Linked DNA regions of Homo sapiens: regions 2, 3 and 4 are each linked to region 1. A link is a contact called in ENCODE Hi-C or POLR2A ChIA-PET data. All regions are on one chromosome and are shown on one strand. Each heading gives the region's core, a stretch centred on a gene start or an enhancer-like site at or near the end of the contact. The rest is flanking DNA. Distances are from core to core; before and after follow the strand shown. Region 1 holds the start of AMMECR1 (AMMECR nuclear protein 1). Region 2 has its middle 48 kb from the start of PRPS1. Region 3 holds the start of LHFPL1 (LHFPL tetraspan subfamily member 1). Region 4 holds the start of PSMD10 (proteasome 26S subunit, non-ATPase 10).

What was found. Hi-C counts contacts between places; a loop is a spot of excess contacts on that map. ChIA-PET counts read pairs that join two places held with the same protein, here RNA polymerase II (POLR2A). Pooled maps may share reads with other maps.
Region 2: a loop to region 1 is called in a map with no recorded cell type, with 13 times the contacts of the local background. The contact joins the enhancer-like site here to the promoter of AMMECR1 in region 1. A Hi-C loop is called at or near these places in 3 of 37 single-sample maps with no recorded cell type and 1 of 50 pooled maps. POLR2A ChIA-PET finds 5 or more read pairs at or near these places in 1 of 52 experiments (PC-9).
Region 3: a loop to region 1 is called in a map of CD8-positive, alpha-beta T cell, with 10 times the contacts of the local background. The contact joins the promoter of LHFPL1 here to the promoter of AMMECR1 in region 1. A Hi-C loop is called at or near these places in 3 of 168 maps with a recorded cell type or tissue (CD8-positive, alpha-beta T cell and naive thymus-derived CD4-positive, alpha-beta T cell) and 7 of 50 pooled maps.
Region 4: a map of B cell shows a loop between it and region 1 (17-fold over the local background). The contact joins the promoter of PSMD10 here to the promoter of AMMECR1 in region 1. A Hi-C loop is called at or near these places in 1 of 168 maps with a recorded cell type or tissue (B cell), 1 of 37 single-sample maps with no recorded cell type and 9 of 50 pooled maps.

Annotation. Positions count from the first base shown.
Region 1 is chrX:110,316,333-110,319,647 of GRCh38, forward strand. AMMECR1 (AMMECR nuclear protein 1) reads right to left here and starts at 1,753. Exons shown (of 6, transcript NM_015365.3): 1 at 1,267-1,753. The coding sequence starts at 1,739. It overlaps LOC105373312 (a long non-coding RNA gene), which reads left to right and starts at 1,920. Exons shown (of 4, transcript XR_938504.3): 1 at 1,920-2,116. RefSeq lists silencers at 1,266-1,421, 1,466-1,525, 1,719-2,053, 1,786-1,935 and an enhancer at 1,616-1,745.
Region 2 is chrX:107,674,740-107,678,054 of GRCh38, forward strand. No RefSeq gene overlaps it. Among named protein-coding and RNA genes, the nearest start is that of PRPS1, 48 kb to the left of the region's middle. RefSeq lists silencers at 1,616-1,675, 2,506-2,625. Within about 2 kb of position 1,537, at least 39 of the 41 ENCODE cell types and tissues checked have a DNase peak (open chromatin) inside an H3K27ac peak, as active enhancers do; they include PC-9, where a contact is called at or near this core.
Region 3 is chrX:112,678,336-112,681,650 of GRCh38, forward strand. LHFPL1 (LHFPL tetraspan subfamily member 1) reads right to left here and starts at 1,603. Exons shown (of 4, transcript NM_178175.4): 1 at 1,494-1,603.
Region 4 is chrX:108,089,772-108,093,086 of GRCh38, forward strand. It overlaps PSMD10 (proteasome 26S subunit, non-ATPase 10), which reads right to left and starts at 1,771. Exons shown (of 5, transcript NM_002814.4): 1 at 1,636-1,771. The coding sequence starts at 1,749. ATG4A (autophagy related 4A cysteine peptidase) reads left to right here and starts at 2,007. Exons shown (of 13, transcript NM_052936.5): 1 at 2,007-2,065. The coding sequence starts at 2,056. RefSeq lists enhancers at 1,520-1,919, 1,970-2,209.

The DNA.
Region 1 (3,315 bases), core at 503-3,002:
AGTTTTAAAAGAACATCAATTCAGGTATTTATGATATGGGGGACAAGGGGCACTTGTCTTAGCTGGAAAAGGGGCTGATGCCTTTCAGTACGAGTTTCACTGAAATTTTTTCTGTATTATTTTTCTTGTTGATGCTAAGTACTCAAATAAAAGCAATTGCACTTTTTCTCATTCTGCCCTCTCTTGGTCTTTACATTCTGTCTAGCATTTAACGCAAAAAGTCAGTTTACATTCAGTTTACACATTAAAAAAAAAAAACCATATGCCCCACCTCCCACACATCCAAATGGACAGGGATTAGAATTAACCTGGCTTTTAGCTGTAACAGTGCTATTTTAAAATTTTTCAACCACACACTTGAAGGGTAAAATAATTTAAGATACAAAACCAAAGGAAACCATAACAATTCCTACACATTTACTATTTAACTGTTCTCAAATCATCAAGTATAACATGGATTTCTTAAAAAGTGAAATCGACACAAAAGCGAATGCACGCTTAATGTACAAACTGACCGTGGCTCTGTGGGGACAGTTCTCTTTGAATGAGCTATTATCCAGACGGTGGAATGGAAAAAAAAAAAAAAAAGGTCGCACTCTTCAAATGTGAGGAAGCCGGCAGTGCGCTCGCTACACGAGAAACACATTTTAATGGGTGTATTTGGATAAAAATAAGTAGTAAGGGAAAAATGTGTTTTAAGAAACCTCCCCCCTTCCCAGGGCACAAGAAAACCCAGAGGAGAAGATGGGTAACCTCACAAGCTCCAGAGCTAAGTTCCATCACTAACAGAAGTTGGATAGTTGCTATTTTTCATCCTGCAATGGGATAGTAGTTCTCCATGTGCAAGATACGCGGGGCGGGAATACTGGCGGGGCTTTCACTTGGGGTAATGGAAACCAAAGTGAGGAGAGGTCAACACCTTGAGTAACCCAGATCTCCAAAACCGGGGCAGGGTGAGGGGTGGTGGGGGTGGTGAAGGAGACAAGTAAAGGAGTCAAAACTCCTCGAAGTCATCGCAAAGAGAAAGCTAACACCTCTAGGAGCCACGGGGCCATTCCTTGCAGCAGCACCCTGCTCCAAGTGTGGGGTGCCTGCCTCGGAGGGCAAAAAGCGCAGGGTGCCCTTAGTTCAGTTGAGTAGCTCCGGGGACCCGGGCAGCGAGAGGGCAGGGGCATCCGCCGGCCGGGAGGCGGACTCGCACTTTGCCTCAACTCTGAGCCCCATCCCGAGCGCAAGGGAGAGGGCGGCGGAGGGCACGGTACTCACTAGGGCTCGTTGGTGAATCGGGGGGTCCGGGGCTGCTGGTATCCATACAGGTGACAGTAGAGCACATCGAAGCAAAAGCAGCACATCTCTGCTGACACCACCATCTTCCGGGAGCCCGGCGATGAGGACGAGGCGGCGGACGATGAGGAGGGTGAGGAAGAGGTGGCGGCGGCCGGGGTAGAAAGTAGGGTCCCCACTCCGCAGCTCGGAGGTGGCGACAGGGCGATCCCCCCGCCGCCGCCGCCGCAGCCCTGGGGGGGAGAGAGGGTACAGCCGCTGCCGCTACCTCCTCCGGTTAGACCTCCCAGCCCGTTGAGCCGCGTACCGGCGCCTCCTAGTCCCAGCTCCCCAGCTCGGCACTGGCTCTCTCCGCTGCAGTGGGAGGAGGAGGAGGCGCCACCACCGCCACCCGAGCCAGAGGGGGGCGAACTGGACAGTTTCTGCTTCTTCACCCCGCAGCAACCCGCCGCCATCTTGGAACAGTCTCCCCCACGCAGCGTTTCCGACCCATAAGTGAGGCGAGCTGGCGGCGGGGGCGAGCACGCTGCGGCTCAGGCCGCCGGGGGCGCGCCAGAGGCTGGCGGGGCGCGCGCGCGCCGCTCCCGGCCCCGTCTGCCTAGCCACGCGGCTGCCCCGCGCGCGCCCCCGCCTCGGTGCGCGCTCCTCGCTTTCGCGGCTGGGCGCCTCGCGCCTGTCCCGCCCGACTCGTGCCTCTTCTGAGCCGCAGCCCCAGCCCCAGCCCCAATCTCAATCTCTCCGGCCGGCAGAGGTTGGAAGACAGGAAGCCGATTAGAAAGGAAGGTGAAGGAAACAAGAGTCAGACAGCGGAAAGTGGGAGCAAAGGGAGAAGGTGGGCACGCCCGGGAAGGAAGGAGGGAAAGGGAAACTAGTGGGGGTAGGGGGGAAGAAAGGAGAAAGTCCGAAGTAAGCATCCAGGTCCCAAAGCACAGCTCAGTAACCCCCCGCCGCAAGCAGTATTAATGACACTTAAGCCCAGTTACGTGGAACCTGAGCCACCCGGCCTCAAATACACGGGTTTCTGAACTGTTGGAGTGTGAGCGAGCAGGTGCCCAGAGCTCCATACCTGAGACCGCCCCTGTAAAGTGTGTACAAAGCAATCCAGGAAATGGCCACGCTGCTGTCTTTTTAATTCCAGCCTAAGCACACACCAGGGTACTCTTTCCTTTCCTTATGGAGAAATATTCAAGTCCGACTGAATCTATGTATCTTGTACTTGTTCCCCCAACTTACCCTCCTTGCCCCGTTTAAACATTTAAAAGCCAAAAATAAAGTCCTAACTAATACTTCACTGGTTCAAAGATACTAATTGTGCTTTGGGACTTGCAGTGGTGGACTTTTCTGGTTTTGGTTTTTATTTCTTGGCTTGGGTACAAAGCAATTAGGAATATTATCTGTAGTGCTCAGATCTTAGAGATAAATAGGGAAGGTAATGTACTTAGTCACAAATTGAAAGATTTTGTTCAAGTATATAATTAGCTCTTAATATTCATTTTTAAAATTTCTCAATTAAATGCTTGGATGGATGAGGAGACATATGAGTCAGTCCCTTTCTGGGTGCCTAAGTGCAGCTTAATAATAAAAATAATGACAATAATCAAATGTTAAAATTCGTAGAAATGAACGTGATAGAAATAGAAAGCGTAAGTTATTTGCATTGTATCTACACCATGCTAAAACATCTAGATAAAGTCAGGTATCTGCATATTTAAAAACTGCAGATTGATTTTTGTCACCTTTTTTCTACATGCGTGGGATCTTGCAGATAGCTGGGGGCTGTTCATTCCACTCAGGGAATAAAAACAAAACAATTTATTCATTCAGTAATATTGAGCCTCTGCACCATACTATGTGCACAACACTATACTTCTGTTGAAATCCAGGGCGTACTCAGGAAGTATGCCTCCCGCTCTAAAAGAGTTTATGAATTAAGTCAGATACATGCACATAATCAGATAAATAGCTATTATAGTATGTATTGAACACTTTTTAGGTCTCCAATACCATACCTCGTCCTACCCCATAATCCTT
Region 2 (3,315 bases), core at 287-2,786, 2.6 Mb before region 1:
TTTTCCGAAGCCTGAAGTGACTTGAAAATGACAGAAGGTTGGGAGGGGGGCCAAACCCACAGCAGAGAGGGGAGGGACTTCCAGTTGGACGGGTTAGAGGAAGAAGGTCCTGTGAAACCCGGGTGAAATTCAGCAGGGATGAGTGCAAGGGGTTCGTTAGTGACAAAACCTAACAACATAATTTGGCTCGACACAAATAAACAAGGAAAACACCAAGTGAAGGAGGGAGTTGACCACAAGCTGAGTAAGATTCAGCGTCAAAATAGAGCACAGCTCACTTCTGTGGACCACATTTTCCAAAGCAAAGATCAGGACACATATTTGACAAGGATGAATGTACTTATGGGGAAACAAGCCCGAGTGTTTGAAGCTGAGACTCTCCCCAGCAAACATGGGTCCTAAGCTTGTTGAGACCATGCTCTGTGACAGTCTAGAGTCTTCATCAGACAGCCATGTCCATCATCTGGGGAAAAGGGAAAAGGCTCAGAATAGGAAGAAAGATGAAAGATGGGGCCTCGGGGCAGAGATTGGTGAAGTAGAGGCAGTGTAGTGAGGCGGAAAGAGTTCAGGCTTTGTCACTTAGTGGCTGTGCAACATCAGGAAAGTTACTTAACCTCTCTGAGCTCCAGTTTCTGCGTCTTTAAAACTTGGGTAATAATCTTTGCCCTAAAGGTTGTTGTGAAGATTTAAGTGATTCACAAAATATATAAAGCACTAAGCACATAGTAGGTCCTCAAGAAATGCTTGGCTGTCCATTTGGAGAAGGGAGAAATAAGATGAGAAGATTTTATAAGGAGGCTACTAAGCAGTAATTTTCCCACACTCATGGAAACTGGAACAAAAAGAAAGACTATGGCTGGAGTAGAAAGGATTTGGGTGGGTTTGGGAAGAACCTGGTGACTGTCAGAAGTTGCAAACTGGTGGCTAACAGACTGAATCCAGCCCTTGGGCAGGTTTTGTTTGGCCTGAACAGTGTTTTCCATAAATTTGAATTAGTTGCCAACCTTTTAAAAAGTGGAAGATTTCACATAAAAATCCACATATTGGCTTCTTTTGCAAAAAAGCAGAGAATCTAGCAACTCTGGACCCTCATGGCTGCATGGCAATGATTGTGGGAAGGGAGTAAGGGCCGTTTGTTTTAGAGGGTTTTTCATGCCAGTGCTTTGCAAACCGTAATGTGTGTAATTGCGACATCCAGACGGAGCAAATCCTTAGAGACAGAAAGTACAGCAGCGGTTGCCCATGGCTGTGGGGAGGGAAATGGGGACTGACTGCTAAAGGGTCTGGGGTTTCTTTTTGGAGTGATGAAAATGGAACCAGATAGAGGTGGTGGTTACACAACATTCTGAATATACTAACAACTTCTTAATTGTACACATTAAAAGGGTGAATTTTATGGCATGTGAATGATACTTTAATAGGGCTGTTATTTTTAAAATGCAAATGCTGATTCAGTAGATCCCAGCTGGGGCTCAAGATTCTGCATTTCTGACAAGCTCCCAGTTGTGGTTCATGCTGCCGGGCTTGGGACCAGCTCTGAGCAGCGAGCTCTTGCACTGCTGGTTTTCAGAGTCAGCTGCACATTGGAACCACCTGGGGAGTTTAGAAAAACACTCCTGCCTAGGTCTCACCCCCTGGGATTCTGATAACATTGGTGTAAGGTGAGACCCGGGTGTCCGGATTTGTAAAAGCTCCCCAGGTGATTATAATTTGCAGCCAATTTTGAGAACCACCCTCTTGTACCCTGGCCACTTTCCCCTTTCCCCTTACCTGCCTAGGCAGGCTCTCAGGCATTTGACCCCTGCTCTCCTCTAAACCCCAAAGCTTGGCTTCCAAGGCTGTGCCAGGGCGGCCAGCCCTGCCTGCCTCTCCACCTCCTCCCTGCCCACCCCTCATCCCACTGTAGTTCTGGGATTCTGAGGCCAAACCTTCATTGCCTCCCCCACTTTTTCCCGCCTCCCTAGTTAGCGGAGCTTGTTTTGTTTTCTTGGGCAGCTTTGAGTGAGGACATGTGTCAGAGGCGTTTGGAAAATCTAAAGAACTCACGTCCTTCCCTGGTGCCTCTTGTCCCCACTCCAGTCACCCGGAACTCACCAGGAGCCCCAGGCAGGGCGAAGCGTCCCGGTCCCGCCCTCGTCTGGCGGCCGCATGGAGGCCCACATGCCTTACGCTCCCCAAGCCGGGGCCGCGTGGGGCGACATGTGCTGCCGGTCACAGGGGAGGGTGGCCAGAGGCAAGTGATGCTGATCAGCATGGGCTTGGAAGCCGCCTAAGAACCAACCACAGCGACTTTTCCAGTGGGATGAGGAGGACGGGGAGGAGAAAAAAGTGGGCGGGGGCGGGGGAGGAGATCTTACACCAAGGCTTACTGGGTAATTTATTATTGCGTGAGAGCGTCTTAGAGCAGCAGCCCTGATCAACGTCCAGACATAGCAAGTCATTCCAAGTGAAAAGAGGTTACAACCACAAAAAGACAGAACATTTCGTTCTGAGTGGGAGGGAGACAGCTGGGCAAGGCCAATGGAAAGGCCCCCCAGCCAGGCTTGCTTTTAAAGTACTGCTACCATTTCCCAGCTATTTTAAGCATAACATCGCCAATTTTTTTCCCCCACTGACTACCTGTTTTCTCTGTGAAGGCGGCTTGAATGCAGCTGTGTGTGTCCTCTTTTTCTCAGGTGCTTGCTTTTTTCCTAGAGATTGGAAAGGAGTTAATGAGATTCTACCTAGAAGGTACGGAAGAAGCTGGGAAATAAAGCTGACAAATCAAGGACTTGATTGCCAAGGCGATCCTAATTGATTTAGCACCAGGGACATTTTCACACTTGCTCTCCATAACTCATCTGAGGTGGAGGGGAAGTAAGTGCCTTTGGAGAGACCTGTGGGCACTTTGGAGAGCAAAAAACGCTGCCTCCGGTGGTGGGTCAACCTCAGGAATTCCCTCTCTTTTCAAGAATAGCTTTCCCGGCTGGGCATGCTGGCTCACGCCTGTAATCCCTACACTTTGGGAGGCCGAGGCGGGTAGATCACTTGAGGTCAGGAGTTCGAGACCAGCCTGGCCAACGTGCTTGAAACTCCGTCTCTACTAAAAATACAAAAAATTAGTGGGGCATAGTGGTGCATGCCTGTAATCCCAGCTACTCAGAAGGCTGAGGCAGGAGAATCACTTGAGCCCAGGAGGCAGAGATTGCAGTGAGCCAAGACCCTGCCACTGTACTCCAGCCTGAGCAACAGAGCCAGACTCCGTCTCAAAAAACAAAACAAAACAAAAAAGAAAAGATTAGCTTCCCCCTTGGGTTTTCAGTGGTTGGTGTGAAC
Region 3 (3,315 bases), core at 353-2,852, 2.4 Mb after region 1:
AGATCTTCATCTCAGTTCTTATTCTGGCTAGACAGGTGCCATCATCTTCAGTGATAAGCTGGTTGGCTACGAGTTCTATCTCACACTCTCAGCTGGTTAGAAACTACCCCTATCAAGATCCCTGGCAAGACATTGTTAAGCCCTAAACCCCAGCCCTGTTATTGTTGCCCATTAGTCTCTCCACTCCATTGTATAAGCTGGGAATAAAATGTCACCACAGCTGACCACTTCTATTGAGTGAATCTGGCCCATATGGGAAGAAGATGGGCTGATTGCTTTTCCAATCACTTCAGAGAAGTTGAGAGGCAGCATGGTATATCAAGAATGTTTGTCTCAACAGAATCACTTTCAATGCTTGTTCAGAATCACTTTCAATGCTTGTTCAAAATGCAGACTATGTCACCCCCTCCTTGATTCACTGAATTCGAATTTATGGGAATTCATATTGTTAAAAATCCTCAATTTATTCTAATGGGAACTAATGATTGAGGAATACTGTTTTAGTGGAAAAGTCACAATTTTGGAATCAGATCAGAGACAGAGTCCTGAGGTCTGCCCCTTACAGGCTATATGCACATAAAAAGATCACTTAAAACCTCTGAGTTTTGGTTTCATTTATAAAATGGAAATGATTAAGCATAAAATTCAAGTGAAACATCTGCACTATACCTAACACCAGAGTAGGTATCAATTCTCTCCCTTTCTACCAGAAAAGACCCTATTCTCTCATAAGTAATGGAAAAGACTTGAAACCACCTAAGATTTAGAACATCTCTCCTTTCCCCTTTCTCTCCCCACAACCACTCCATGGGTGATTTTTCCTCACCCCTAGGCTTCATTCTATTTTCAGTTCCCCACCACAAAATGAAACCACTTGGCCAAGTGTTCTTTGCAAGAATGGATTTATAGTTTAAGTATTTCAGGTTCTTCTGGAAATTGTCATGCCTTGGCACATAGTAGGAACTCATAAATATTTACCAAATGGATGCATTCTTTTATTTCCAGCCTGAGAGGCCTCAATATTTGCATTTCAGTTTAACTTCATTACCCCATTTCCGTCGCATAACCCCTTAGATTTAGGCAAATCCAGGAGATCAACCTACCACATTAGCAAACCGGATCCATTTTTACTTGTATAGACAGGTCATAACAAAATCACTCTCTCCACTCCCAGAAACAGGCACTTCATCTCCTCAGGTTACCAACTCCCCTGGGGAAACCAACTAGCACTTAACCCTTAGGTCCTCAAATCTTGTCAATATGAAATAGGAATCCAGCCCTGATTCATCTTAGCCTCTGTGCAAACAACGGACTATGAAGAAATAAAAAAGCACCAGGCTGCCCTCGGGTAGAAAACGGCTTCTCTGAGCTTTGAGATGAAAGGACAGGAAACCTGAGAAAGGAAGGGGAGAAGGGGGGGCTGAGCAAGGGGAGAGCAAAGCAGTTTCTTATCCAGCTGTTTGAATTGCATTTGGCCCAAGTTGCATATTTACCTTCTGACCACGAAGGCTGACTGACTTGTTCCCTCTCTTCAGGCTCAGATCTCAGAAACAACTTCTCCTTACAGCTTGTTAGACAAGGATGGGAATACTAGCTGCCCTTTGCAGTGATGCCTGAAAACCTTGCTTTACCTTTGGGAGAAAGGGGCGGAGTCCAACCTAATGGGGATTAACTCCAAACACGCTGGAGGCTTCAAACCCAGCCTCAGACATACAGGCACTTGAAATAGAAAGTAGCTTAGTGGGCACAGAGTCCCCAAACCTCCAACCTCACAGCGGACAAAGCAGCTCTGTGTGTGTGTGTGTGTGTGTGCGCGCGCGCGCGCGCGCGCGCGTGTGTGTGTATGTGTGTCCGCGCGAGCGCGCGCGCATGCGCGCAGGCATGCCCGCGCTTGAACTGCGTTATCTTACTTCCTCACTTGCTGCCCAAAAGCCTGCTGAGGAACAGAGATTTTCTCTAATTTTCCTCCAATGCCCTAGATAATCTCTACCATGGTAGGTAGCAGACCCATGTGGCTAGAAGTGACTGAGAGAACACATGCCTAAATAGAATAAGACAGAACAACCTCTTCTCCCCAAACTGATTTCCATTGCCTGATGGGGAAGATGCTCCAGCAGAGCAATCTTTGGCTCCAAGATGTAATGAGCTTACATTTCAGAATTTGTGGAAATCATACATTGAAAGGAATAACTAATATATTTTTATAGTAATAATACAATCAAAAGTCAGTGTTTAATTTATCCCAGTGCACTAATAACTGCTACTCTGCTTGGGAAAAGAGCTGAGTGGTCTGGAGATGAATGGAGCTTTGCCTGATGTTCTACTCCAACCCGATGTCATATTTCCCACCTGTGAATGTCCCTGACACTTCATATTTGGGGAAACTTATTATCTTCTACCTAGTATCATTATTATTATTATTATTTTCGTACATGTCTCTTTTCCCCTCCTAGATGGCCTGTGAATGGGGAACTTTGCTGAACAAATCCAAATGATTTAGAAGGAAGAATGGTTACATTAACAGAGCACACTGGACTGATCCAAAGTATCCATGCTTCTCTGATGGCCCAGTTCCCTCACCAGAATGCTACAAAGGTGATTAGGCCTATTTTCTAGCATGTTGTGGCAATAATTCAAAATATGACCGTAAATTAACATATTAATTGTACCGTGATTATTTAATGAACTTACAAAGTTTCTCCTGCCTTCTGTGTATACCACCTGTGTCCTGCCTTTTATCAGTGATATGATCCTATATTCATGCATGTATTTGTCTATCTAGCAACTTTCCATCAGCAATTTTTACCGTTTTGTTCTACAACACAGTGATAAATCCATTCCCATCTGTAATCATGGCTTACTGAGGCCATCATGTTTCTGGGGGAAGCACAGATGACTCCTTAGGTGGAATGTTAGACTTTTGGCAGTGTAAGCCCCCCAACTAAGTTTTATAACCTCCCAGCTGTCATTCCCTTAAGAACCATTGCTTCAGACATAGGATTATGTAAAAAGAAATGTTAGGCCCTCCTTCATTAAATATAGGTTAATATTAACTGACACGTAGTAACTGTGTGAGATACGGCTGAAAATGTTGACATATAAAAAATAGATGATCCCCACTCTATGCACAGCAGTAAATATTGCCCTTTGCTTAGTGACTACACCTGTCATTTGGGGAACCTATCATTATTTGAAACTCTAAGAAGAATACCATTTTACTTTCCTCTTTTATCCTCTTTTCTCTATAGACACTTAAGTGTATAATAAATAATAATCTAATTTATTGGACAAAATTTTATTTCCTGTTCTTAACAG
Region 4 (3,315 bases), core at 521-3,020, 2.2 Mb before region 1:
GCAGTGAGGTGATACGGCACCACTGCACTCCAGCCTGGGCAACAAGAGCGAAACTCTGTTTCAAAAAATAAATAAATAAAAATAAATAAAAATTAAAAAAGCTATAGTAGTCATTATTTGTCAAAGGGAATCCCTATTTGCAGTGACTGCTATACTTCTTAGCCCCACAGAATAGAAAATGGTATTTTAAACTCTATTACAAAAAAATTTCAAACACAAAAATAGAGGGAATAGAATAGAAACCCACAGGCCTACTGCTTAGATTTAACAACAAACATCTTGCCCTATTTGCTTTAACTAGTTTTTTCCTTGCTGAGCTTTCCAAAAACAAATCCTAAATATCATGACTTTTCACCCTTCTCTTTCAGTATGTAAAAAATAAAGGTATTTCTTATATAACTATGAGACCATTATTACACTTACTAAAATTAACACTAACTCCTTTAGAATGTCTAATATCCGGTCTGTATTCAGATTGCCCCCAACTGTCTCCCAAATGTCTTTTTGCAGTTGGTTTGTTTAAATCAGGAACCAGACGAGATCCATAAATTGCATTTCTTCATGTTTTTTACGTCTCTTGATGCTGAATAGTTCCTTTCCCTTTTTAAGCCACTGACTTGACTGAAGAATGGTTAAATTTCCAATGGAGTATTAAATCTTAATATAAAGTATTACATTTAAATTTAAATCCTTAAATATCACCAGACCATAATGAAGTAAACCAGGTAAAGATAAGGCCATTTTCAGGTTGAGTAATAAAGGAAAGTTCCAGAAAAGAGAAAACAGTCTCTTGATTTCTAATTCTCTCCCAAAAGACACAAAATGGAGATCTGTAAGTATGGGACAGTCTCACTAGTGCTTACGACACTGTCTGCGAAACACAAGGCCATCTATAAATATTTGTGGGCTTACTAAAGGCACCATGAATCCTAGAAACTGAGGATGAAAGCACGAGAGTCCTGTGAGCAGGAGGGCAGAAAGAAACACTTCTAAACTTCTGTCTACCTCTGCTTAGAATGTCCACTCATTCCCCCATGGAAATCCCACTCATGCTTCAAAGTCTAACTAACCTTCCCTTCTTTGCAAAAACTTTTCCAATTAACGACAGTCATATTCAGCATCAGATCCTCCTATTAACGTGTTCTGAAAGCACCATGTAAACTTCTCTGCCGAGTATTTACCACAATTTGTAATCGGACATGTTTTTGTGCTTATTTTATTGTCTGCATCTTCCACTCCACCGTATCCCCAGCTCCTAGCAAACTGCCTGGCACGGAAGGGGCGTTCAATTTCACATGCGTTACTGAATACAGTTACTAGTAAAGGTAAATAAATCCATATAAAAAGCCTTCCTTTTCACTGATTGGGAGTTTCTGAGAAATGCGGTAGACGTTCTAGAACTATCCAAAAATCAGGGAGCGGAGCTCCGGGCCAACGGGAAAATATCTGAGGTCTGTGGGGCTAGCTCCCGCAGGCCTATCGCGAGTCCCGAGGTGACCCAGGGGGACTGCTTGGGGCGGCGGGGGCGGGGTTCTGCTTCTCTCAGAAACGGGGCCTCCGCTAGGGCCGGGCCCCGAAAGCCACGTAGGGCTTCGCCGACGTCGCCGACTGCGGAGAGACCTAGCGTTGCTTTACCTGGTCAGTTCTAGTAGCCAGGGATTTATCGGCCAGAATACTCTCCTTCAACTCTTCCAGCTTCCCGCTGTAGGCCAGGTTGCAGACCATTAGGTTAGACACACACCCCTCCATTTCGCTGTCCCAGCAACTACTTGTCGCGCGAGCAACGCCCGCCTCACGTCGCCGGCTCCGGCTACGCCAGTCAAAACAGCCGTTAGAGCTTCACCAATCACCGGCCTTCCTCGTTCCCTTTTCTTTTCCCGTCGCGCGGCGCCTCTGGGAGTTGCAGTTTGAGAGCAGTTCCGGGCAGGGAGGCGCCTTTGCTGCCCTCACAGACTTGGCCCCTAGCAGTGCAGAACTACAAGTCCCAGGGATCCTAGCGACCGTCCGTCCGTAGTCAAGTTGCCGGTGGAATTGGCCCAGGATGACAGCTGGAGAATGGAGTCAGGTACGGGGAGCGGCTTTGAGTGGAACCGTGTGAAAGAGCCGGGGTGGGTAGTCGCTGGCGGGTCGTTGAGTCGGCCATATGAAACAGGTTCGGGGGCAGGGCAAGAGTTATGAGAGCCTAAAGGTCCTGTCCCCCGGGGTTCCTGACCTGCAGTGGCAGGCGGAAGGGACAAGGGTTGGAGCTGAGTACTACCTACTGAGCTCGAACCGGTGACTGTGGCTACCCTCCCCCTCCCTGCCACCGCCTAGGGAGTGGAAAGAAGTGGGGGTTAATTACTCTGACATCTCGGCGGTGTGGCATCAGGACAGGGTTCTACCACAGCAGTGATAGCATATGGCACCGTACTGAGGTGATGTGCCAGGGTGATGCCAAAGGCAGGGTGTGATGCCGTGGGAGCCACCTGATATCTAAGAGACCTCGGTGAGTCCATAGCCTGGTGACATCACAGCTTGATGAGGGTCATCTTAAGGATACCGGGCTGTGGTGTTGGCATTTTAATATCACGATATTAACTATGTTGTCAAGGCTTTGCTACAACTATTAAGCTAATAGTGTTTCTTTTTATAGAAATCCCAAATAGTGCCATAGCAGAAGCAATGCAAGACTGATCCTTTATAGGGCATATCCAGAGGACATTATGCCACAACTAGGTAACGATAAGAATACATTCAAGAAAGAGACTCATGATGTTTATGTTTATCCTGTTATAGTGTAGAACAGGAGTTGGGAAACTTTCTGTAAAGAGCCAGATAGTAAATATTTTAGGCTTTGTAGGCCAAAAGGCAAAATCAAGAATATTTTGTTGGTACTTTTATGACAAAAGAGAAAACAAATTTCAACAAATTTTTATTGATGAAATTCAAAATATAATAGTAATTGAGTACTTTTTTTGTAATACAGGAAGACTACCAATGAGAAGAATAGAATTCTTTTTAGGGGATAATATTTTGCTTAATTGGGGCTCAGAATTAGTGTTCCCTATTGTCAAAATTGATTTTAAGTGTTCATCTGTTAATGCTGATCTGTTAGGAAATTTTTACCTATTTAATCTTTGAAAATGTCATTTTACATAGATAGGTACTGCCAAATACTGATATCAATTCATAAACATATACTTTTTTATTTTTATTTTTATTTAATTTTTCAAAAATTTCAGAATAGTTGTAGATTTATAGAAAAGTTGCAAGGTTAGTAGAGTTCCTGTATAACACTCACTCAAAATGAGGCACATTTTACATATCATAAAATTC